Regions from separate parts of the Mus musculus genome. Here region 2 is linked to region 1. A link is a contact called in ENCODE POLR2A ChIA-PET data. All regions are on one chromosome and are shown on one strand. The core of a region is the stretch at or near the end of the contact, and the rest is flanking DNA. Distances in the headings are between cores, read along the strand shown. Region 1 holds the start of Utp14b (UTP14B small subunit processome component). Region 2 overlaps Gm39665 (a long non-coding RNA gene).

Evidence for each region. ChIA-PET counts read pairs that join two places held with the same protein, here RNA polymerase II (POLR2A).
Region 2: POLR2A ChIA-PET joins it to region 1 with 30 read pairs in embryonic stem cell. The contact joins the enhancer-like site here to the promoter of Utp14b in region 1. POLR2A ChIA-PET finds 5 or more read pairs at or near these places in 3 of 5 experiments (Patski and embryonic stem cell).

What each region holds. Positions count from the first base shown.
Region 1 is chr1:78,654,781-78,659,681 of GRCm38, reverse strand. It overlaps Utp14b (UTP14B small subunit processome component), which reads right to left and starts at 1,857. Exons shown (of 3, transcript NM_001001981.3): 1 at 1,579-1,857. Acsl3 (acyl-CoA synthetase long-chain family member 3) reads right to left here and starts at 1,857. Exons shown (of 15, transcript NM_001033606.2): 1 at 1,579-1,857.
Region 2 is chr1:78,565,237-78,570,401 of GRCm38, reverse strand. The region is part of intron 2 of Gm39665 (a long non-coding RNA gene); the gene reads left to right. It also overlaps a transcript of Mogat1 not described here. Among named protein-coding and RNA genes, the nearest start is that of Gm39665, 21 kb to the left of the region's middle. Within about 2 kb of position 2,058, at least 2 of the 3 ENCODE cell types and tissues checked have a DNase peak (open chromatin) inside an H3K27ac peak, as active enhancers do.

The sequences.
Region 1 (4,901 bases), core at 608-3,107:
ATGTAACATAGGTTGCAATCACCCATTTATCTACAAAATCCTTGGCATGTAGTCTAATCCCAGCCTGAGGGCACAGGGACAGATCAACCTATCCCTGTTATATCTCCCAGCACCTGCTAAGATGCCTGACATGACTCAATGAGAAGGCTCTCCGTGAACAATTAACTGAATCAGGAAGGCGCTAGTGTTATTCCCACACACAGTGTCCTTCAGTGTGTCCTTCTTTCTTTGCTTTCTCCAAGGAGGACATCTTGGGACTCACAGGGTACCAGTCACTCGGCCCAAATGTCCTACAAATCCAGTAACTGGACTCCAAAGATACCAGGTGACCCTCTCCTGTGGCCACACTGGAGTCAAGGCACTTTATGACAGAAGAATCAGAGCCTAAGTTAGAAAATACAATCAGCCTTCAACTCTACATGTGAGGGGTGCTCAGGGAGACACCAGAAAACGCACTCTCAAGTCCCAACACTTCCCTCTCTGTAATAAGCTTTGCATGCACTTCTAGGGGCAACTCAGCAGCACCCTTCAACAACACTCAGAGCCAAAGTGCGCATACAAAACAGCCTAAAACAAACAGGAAAAACAAAAACACCAAACTACAGCTCTGCAGAACCCCTAAGACCCAAAAGAACCTAGAAACCCAAAGCCACGGAAACCATTCAAACACCAACAGAGGGCTGTTGCTACTAAAGCCATCAGAGATTTGTTCTAGATTCAGACAGGCCCTCCTGGGGCTCAAGCTTCTCCTAGTAGCTCAGATCTGGGCTAAGTTAACGTGTCCACAGTGCAGGCTCTCTCGCTGTAAAACTGAGAATGTGCGACCGTCCCGGTGGACTAACAATGTAAACATAGCCATGCACAAAGTTCTTGGTGTGTGGCCTTTAAAAAAAGCTCAGTAAATGCCAGCTCTGTCATTCTAGGCAGTTATCAATCCCCCCTCTCTAGTTTCCACTGGATTCCCAAAAACTGTCCTGCCCTTTCTAAGTTGAGGGGCTCTATGTACAAGTGATCGGAATACCTGTTCTAGAACCAGAACGGACCATACAGTTGGATCTTCATCTGTGAAATCCCATCACGGGGATCACAAGTGACCCCCGGGGCTGCCTATGTATGCATCTCATGACTGACTCGTCCGAGACTAAAACGCACTTAGGAGGAGACACCAGAGGTTCCCCACGCCATTCCCACCGCCCGCACCCGCATTTCCTGTCCCACACCCGCAGTTTTCAGGGACCCTCTGGGCGCTGGTACCTCCCACGGACGCCGCGCGGCCGCGTGGAGCGGGACGACCCCACCCACGTGCCCGCGCCCGCGGAGGAGGCCGCGGTGCATCCTTCCTCCCGCGCCCGCAGCTCCACGCCGGCGGTTTCCCCGAATCCGCGAGGACGCCCTACTCGCCACTCACCCTCCACCAACCCCCGTTTCCCCGACCCTCGCCACGGCCCAGCACCCCGCGGCCCAGGAGTCCCCTCAGGCACCGGCGAGCGGCATGCACGCTCGCCGAGTGGGAGGAGGGAGGCCTGGCCGCCATCCCGCGACCCTCATCGCCTCACAACGGGCGCTGCGCGCACTCACCGCGGGCTCCGACCCACGCAGGCCTGGCTGCTCCTCAGAGCGGCTCCTGCCCAGCGCCACCTCCTCAGGACCCTGACGCAGCTGCTGGGGCCGCCCTGCGAGACGGGGACGACCGCCTGCTGCCGGCTCAGCCTCCCGCTCTGCCGCCGCCTCCTCGTCCGAGCCCGCGACCGCGGCCACAACCGCAGCGACGTTTCCCGGGCGCCGGCTGAGCAGCGTCTGTTGAGCCGCAGTCCTGGACGCGCACCCCGGGCTGGCGCTCGTTGCATATGCAAAGAGACCGCCGCCCATTGGCCCGCGGGCGGTGGCGCGTGCGGGGCTCGGCCTATCAAATGCCGGCCTGGGGAGCGCGGTGCTGGCGGCAGGGGCGGGGCGAGGTTACTATGGGTCATTCTGCGGAGCCGCCGACGGCTGGACCCGACTGGGGCCCTCGCAGGGCGGGGATTGAGCCCTTGGGGAGGGGAGCGGCGGGACGGACCCGCAGCTACAGCAGCTGCAGAGGGGAGCTGGGCAGGGGGCGCAGGGCGGGAAGACCTGAGGCGTCCAGGGTGCCCCCGCTGAGAACTGCAAAACCCGCCTTCACTGCTGCGATGCATAAATCTCAATATAAACGAAGAAATAACCTGCTTGTTTTTTTTTTTCCCCATTCTTCTCAGGACTGGGTTCGTTATCCTAGTTTGAACACGGATTTCTAGCAAATCTTGCAAAGAGAAAAAAAAAAAAATGACGTTTGAAAATGCTTGTGAAGGGGAAAGCTCAAAGCATGCCCTGTATTATTTCTCTTGCATGGGCTTCGTTTAATGCAGCGTGTATCCCGTTTACTCGTAAATCTTCGCATACCCACATTTCATGTTTGCAAAGGATGAAACTTTACTCAAAAATAATCTTTTATCAGCCGGGCGTGGTGGCGCACACCTCTAATCCCAGCACTCAGGAGGCAGAGGCAGGCGGATTTCTGAGTTCGAGGCCAGCCTGGTCTACAAAGTGAGTTCCAGGACAGCCAGGGATATACAGAGAAACCCTGTCTCGGAAAAAAAAAAAAAAAAAAAGCTTTATGAATCTTTATGACTGTGTGTGTTGTTTAGTTTGCCATTGTATAGATCCTCTTGGACACTACATCAGGATATAGGCATTTATTTTACAACTGCCTCCCCCCACTCAAAACATTCACCCAGCAAAACACAAATGACTAAATCAGCCACTGGAGTGTAATATTAGAAAGAGACTGTTCGTAGCAGAGTTGTTTTTTCTTAACCTAACCTATTATTTAGTTGGTCTGTGAACTTTTCTTTAAGTAGGTGAAAGGTCGAGTTGCTGTGCTAGCCTCAAGCTAAGGCAGAAAGAGGCTCACTTCCCAGGACAATCTTAAAAACTCCGAGGAGGCTGCCAGGACTTGAGCTAGGTGGAGCCATGATACACTCTACAAAGCCAGCTCACTCACTCACCTTGGGCCCCTAGCCAGTCTAATTGCCTGAAAGAACAGATAGTGTTTGACTCAAGCAGCCTGCTCCTACTAGGAATTTCACATTTCCCAAGGAAACCCTGCCAATAAAAGGAATGCAGAATTTCCAGTCTACAGAGGGATGAAGATGTGTACCTCAGAAGTGGTCATTCAGAACTGCAAACCTTGAGAAAAACTAAGCAACTTCAAGACAGCAAAACTAATAGTGAACCTTCCTCCCCAGTTAACAAACATAAAACACATGTGTAGAATTCCAGGGACATCTTTCTTCGTTATCTCTTTATAGGCTAAACAATATTTTATGGGCATGTATTTACATTTAACAGAAAATACTCTTGAGATTCAAATACTGAATTGGAATATTGTCTGCTGTTTAATACTAGTTAAACAGAAATTATTGTGCTTCTGTTCACTAGGCTTCTTTGTATGGTTGTTTAGTTCTTTGTGGGAGAGTGGGAGCCAAGATCTCATGTAGCTCAGACAGGCCTGGATTTTACTATGTAGATCAGGGTGGCCTAGAATTCACAGTGATTCTAGGATTACAGGTGTGATACACCTCTTTAGGCTTTGTTTACACCTGGAAACTCGTGCTTACACTAAGCCCACAGGCTAACCTTAAACTCCAGACAATCTTCCAACCTCACCTAGGTTTATTTATTGTCGTTGTTGTTTTGAAACAACAGGGTGTGATGACTCACAACTTTAATCTTAGTACTTGGAAGGCAGAGGCAGATAGATCTCTAAATTTGAGGCATGCCTAGCCTATTTAGTAAGGTCTAGGCCTGCCAGAAGCAGAAGATGGTGTTTTGTTGAGAGAGAGAGAGAGAGAGAGAGAGAGAGAGAGAGAGAGAGAGAGACTGGCAAGGTGACTCAGAGGATTATAGGTGCTTAGTGCGAAGCTTGATGACCTGAGTTCACCATGGGATACAAGTACACATGCACAAAATAAATATAATAAAAAGAAAAAGCAAAAACACATCTGGGCACAGTGATCCCAGCACTAGAGATGTTGCGGCTGGAGGGCTGCTGCTGTGACACTGGCCCTAGCTTGGGTTACGCAGTGAGTTGCAGGCCAGCTTAAACTCCAGAGTGAAACTCTGTCTCAGAATAACCAACCAAGACAAGGAAAGGAAAGGAAAGGAAAGGAAAGGAAAGGAAAGGAAAGGAAAGGAAAGGAAAGGAAAGGAAAGGCAAGGCAAGGCAAGGCAAAGCACATTTGCTTTTCTCTTAGAAAGGATTCAGTATGTGTTCAGAGTTTTGAGGGGTATTGAATTTTGATTACATTTCCCTTCTTTTTTGTAAAACTTCAAGTCAGAGACTATTAAGGGTCAACCACATGAAATCATGAACAGGAGTAGGCAGTCCCTTGTGCCCTTTTGGTGTGTTTCCAACTTACTGCAACAGTAAGGGGAATTGTCTATAATTGACATAAACATGTAATGGTCTATTTCCTGTGAAGGGGCATAGAAAGAGACTGTAACTATATCACAAAAACTACATTTCCCATTACGATAAGACAACAGAACCAGCTGATATTTAGAGTTTTAACAGGAATGTTTTTGTTTCATTTCCGGTGGGTGGGTGGGTATGAATATAGCACATGATGCTGTGTGAATGAAGGAGGCTCTGACTCCAAGGAGCAGAATAATCAACAAGAAGCAACTTTAAAATGTCACTTATAGCCTGGCATGAGAGCCCAAGTCTTTAAGCCCACGCTTGGGAGACAGGCAGATGATTCTGAGTTCAAAGACAGCCTAGTCTACGTAGCAAGTTCCAGGACAGCCAGGGTTATATGTACCCTGTTTCAAAAAAAAAAAAAACAAAAAAAAAAAACAAAAAACAAAAGAAAACCACTATTGTC
Region 2 (5,165 bases), core at 809-3,308, 89 kb after region 1:
ATATGTTTGTGTATGCATATATACGTGTGTGTCTTCATATGCATATATGTATGTGTGTCTGTATGTGTTGGTGGTATCTGTGTATGTGCTGTGTGCGCATATGTGGCATGCAAGTGCATTCACCTGTCATGTGCATCCTGAGGCCCGAGGAGGATGTACAATGTCCTTTTTACAGCATTACAGAGTCTGTGACTGAGCTGAAGCTTGCTGTTTAGAAAGGCTGGCTGATCAGAGAGCTCCTAGAATCTCTGCCCTACCACGTTGGGCTAACTGACACCTACAGTTGCAATGTCTGACTTTTACGTGAGTGTTGGGGACTTGAACTCAGGTCCTTTAAATTCAAGTCCTCTTCTGGAGCACCATTTCCTCAGCCCCATTGCTGACGCTTTCTATGAAGCAACTGTTAGCACATTTGGAGCTCATACATCCTCCTGTCTCCACTGTATTGCGTACTCCAGAAAAAGCACGACTCTCAGATAAAGCCAAGAGTATTAAAAAACAAGCTGCCAAATGTCACCTCTAGATTGGGGCGGGACCACTCCAACTGTGTGTTGTCCTTGTTAAAAGACAAAGCTGCTACACTTGTGCCGCTTTTGCTCCCTGTACAGTGCCAATTCCCCACAACCTGAGTGCAAGAGAAAATTCACAGGCCTCTGTCATTCTGATTTCAATCAAAACATAGATCTTCAGTCATCCGGGGGTGGGGGGTGGGGGAAGAACAGTGGACAGTGTTGAGCATAACAAAGCATAAAGTAAGTTAAAAAAAGCAACAGGCAGCAGACTACCAGCAATCACTGCAGTGCCAGTCTCTAGACTGTCTTCACCACAGACCATATTTTGTTTTCTGTTTTCGTGATAGAAGTCCCCTATATAAAATGGGTATATTTGCATATAGTGTATGTTCATCTTCCTTTTAAGTCGTATATAGAGTACGTAAAGAACCCAGTACAATGTAAATGTAGTCACAGAAGAGTTTAGACCAGCTTGCTTAGAAGATAATGACAAGAAAAAGTTTGATATAAACAATGGAACTCTTTTAAGTCATAAAGAAGAAAGAAATGGGCATCTGTAGGAAAATAAATGGGATTGGAGAGAATCTTATAAACTAGCCTTATGTGTGGTTCCTTGATTTTATATCAATGAATATAGTCATGTATGTATATATGCATGAAAGAAGACAGGCAAATTATCTAGGCAACAGATGGGACTAATGGGAGGGAGAGGGGAGAGGAAAGAGAGGCAATCAGGTAGATATGGGGAAGATATATTCTACATACACTGCATACTTGCATTTTTTTAAAAGAGGAAAATGTTTGTAAATGTTATATACAGACAGATTTTAAAATTATGGTTTTTTGGGGTGGGGTTAGTCTTTGTGTATGACTCAGTATGTAACTCTGCATGTGTAGACCAGACTTACCTTACAGACTTGCTATGTAGCCCAGGTTAGCCTCAAATTCCTACCTATAATCCTCCTGACTCAGACTTCTAAGTGCTCAGATTACAGGTGTGTGCCACCAGGTCCTGCTTTTTTTCTGGGTATTTTCAAGGTAAGTTGGCTGTGTGGAAGTAGACCCTGGGGATAACATAGGGCTAGTTATACTGCCCAGAAGATACTCAGTGTTCCTGCCAAGAATCAACCCACCCAGACTTGGGGCAGCACCAACACACATCCCCTTGATTTGAGAGTTTGGGAGGTGCCCCAAAGAAAGACAATAATGTGTTTTTGACGTGGCTTGCAGTTGGCATTGGGCTCAAGAGTGGAAGCTGAGATAGCTCTGCAAAGATCTGGGGAAACATTTCGAAGGAAAGCAGGATAATGTCAATGTCACGGAAGGGTGGCGAGCTGAGACTATGGGAAAAGGAGAATACAAAGTCAAAGCCAAGGAAAGAAAGGACTTGTCTCTGCTCTGCCACTTGCCAGCTGGAGGAACTTGAAGCAGTGTCCCCTGATCTTTTGTATCTCCCTGTCACAAAAACAAGGGGGTGACCTAGATCTGCGCTTTACGAACTTGGCTGAGAGTCGCAATGACCTGGGAAGCTTTCCAAACACCGATGACTTCATTGGTCTGGAGTTCAGCTTTAAACCTGGTGATCGTTAACATTCCCCAGGTGATTGTGATATTCACAGCACATTGAGGGCCCTGAGCTAGATAATCTGTGAGCTTTTGTCCCACCCTACCAACTGCTGGCTGGCAAAGGACAGTGACCTCTCTCAGTCCTCCCCCCATTCCCCAAGCTTCTGCATCTCTAGCAAGGAGCTGACCTGGATCTATTTAGCTCCTTTCATATAATTATCATTGCATGGGATGGATAGGCTGTTTGCTTATGTAACTTTAAGGATTGAAATCCCATCCTGGGCCAGCAGTCTTTTTCCCAGCTGGAGGAGGTAACTGGATACTCCCTGCAGGGTTTCGATCTGTCTCTCAACCTCTCCAAAGCAAATGTACTTTTCCAGCCCTTTCAACTGTAGCTGTACAAAAAAGAAAGGAGACCGTAACCACCGACATTTCCTTTATAGACAAAGGCAAGCACTGAAATAGCTCTCAGCTTGCTATCCAGGTAAACTCAAGACAAATTTAGAAACCCTGTAACGTTGGACCGTCATCCCAAGGATGTGAAGAGGGGATCTGGTTTACTTCCTTTCAGTCTTTTATTCTCGATCCTTTTTTAATTCCCCAAAATATAATCCAAAGACACAGGTAGGGTTTGCAAAGGCCAAGGCTTGGCTAATGACCAAAGCCGTTAAATTCCTGCTCAATCAGATTAGCCCAGTTAAGTCCGTGGCATTAGGGCCTGGTATAACACCCTGGCCTGCTGAGACACCTCCTCCATCCTGCTGGGAAATTTTTCCTAAACCCCCAAATAGCAGCTTAATCTGTGGAGGAAACAACAAAGGAGAGGTGCTAAGTATAGCCAGTACCTTCGAGAGAACAGCATACTTTAGAATAGAATGAGAGCCACAAGAGTTATTTTAACATTTCTACTAGTGTTCTCGAGCAAGAAAAAAGAAGCACGTGAAATTAATTTGCACTAATATTTTATTTCCCCTTTATGGCATATGATCATCAATTCTTAACTAACGAGCAATTCTGTAGCTTCTACTTTTTAGCAAGTCTCCAAAATCCCATGAGTATTTTTGCAGCATCGCTCAACAGAGCTAAATGGAATTAGTACACTTCTTGTGTTCAAGAGGCCATGTGTGCTAGTGGCAAATGTTCTGAGTGACAGGAGAGCCTCTATACTTATTCAGTGCTGACAGCAGGCTAGAAGTGATGCAGAGATGAGAGCCCAATAAACCTCTCTCTCTCTTTCTCTCTCTCTCTTTCTCTCTCTCTCTCTCCTTTGCTTTCTTTGGGATAGGGTAACTAGGCAGCATACACTGATCTTGATTCTGCCTCTTTAACTTAAAGCTGTATGTTTTTAATTTTTTTTCCTTTTTTTTAAATTAGGTATTTTCTTCATTTACATTTCCAATGCTATCCCAAAAGTCCCCCATGCCCTCCCTCCCGCTCTCCTGCCCCCCCCATGTTTTTTTAAAGACAAGCTATTTACCTTGTTGAGCCTCACTCCCAGAAAACTTTTTTTAAAAGATTTGTTTATTTATTTTATGTATCTGAGTACACTGTAACTGTACAGATGGTTGTGAGCCTTCACGTGGGAATTGAATTTTTAGGACCTCCCTCTACTTGCTCCAGTCAAACCCACTCGCTCTGGTCAACTTTGCTTGCTTAGTCCCTGCTCCCTTTGGCCCAAAGATTTATTTATTAATATACATAAGTACACTGTAGCTGTCTTCGGACGCACCAGAAGAGGTCATCTGATCTCATTACGGGTGGTTGTGAGCCATCATGTGGTTGCTGGGATTTGAACTCAGGACCTTCGGAAGAACAGTCAGTGTTCTTATCTGCTGAGCCATCTCGCCAGCCCACAGAAAACTCTAAAGAATCTCCACAAAACACAACTAAGAGAAAAGAAAAATCTAACCCCTAAGTAGGCTGTGAATGACCACATTTAATTCTTGTGTCAGCACTGTACGCTCTTTTGGCAAACTTAGCACAAAATGTTGGAAAATTAAAATTGGAACTAAATGAGAAGATCTCTGGCAGAACCCTTGTCCTTGGTTCATTTCCGTTGTGATAGAAATTCTGACAAAAAGGAAATCTGGGGAGAAAGAGTTTAATTTAGCTTATGGTTCCAGGGTACAGTCTATCATTCCAGGGAAGTTAAGGCAAAACAGCTAGTCATACCCACAATCAAGAGGTGGGAGACAATGCATACATGCACACTTGTGCTTGGCTCCCTCTCTATACTAATATAGTCCAGAATCCTCTGCCTAGGGAATGGTGTTACCCACAATGGGCAGATTCTTTTTTACATGAGTTAATGAGTAAGGGAAACAGACATGACCACAGGTGGGCTTGATCTAGATAATCCCTGGTTGAAGGTGTCTCTTCCTAGGCAAATCTGAAATATAGAGAGTTAGTGATTGGCTGCAATTATAAAATCCCTGATTCTGAAAATATGTGGGTAGCACCTCTGACTCATGTCCCCAGCCAGCATCTCTTCCAAATAGCAGTTCCTGATTGTCTGTGTCAGCAATCCTTGGTCTCTCAGGCAGTCTTCAATTAGGTCGTTCTGCAGGAGTTGCCTTTGTGGCTGCAGCCCCCAGCATTTATGCAGATATGGCCACCAACATTCCTCCTACATTTCCACCCTTTTGTTTTTAGATTTAGACAGCCTAGTGGGAGCTGGGCTGGAATGCCATTGTTGATCCCACATGAGAGGATTCCCAAAATACTGGACTGTTCCTGTCTTAGGTTGCCCTATCTTCTAGGATTTTACCTGTCATGGACTACCAACTCTCAAAGAGATATCACTCCGGAGGCATGTCACACAAGGGGGAGATGAGGAACAGTCTACATGGTGGTCTCACAGATCTCTGCCATCCAGGCTTTGTTTACTTCCTTACGGGGAGCCTCAGCTGGGGTTTTTGAAAGCCATCAGCACCTAGGGGTGAGGGTGTGTAATTAAATGCAAGTGCTCACAGAGGTCATAGGTGTCAGATCCATGTGGAGCTGGGGAAACAGCTGCCTGATGCAAGTGCTGGAAATCAAACTCAGGTCCTGAGGCACATTTCCAGGACCTTGGCCAGTGATCTCAAT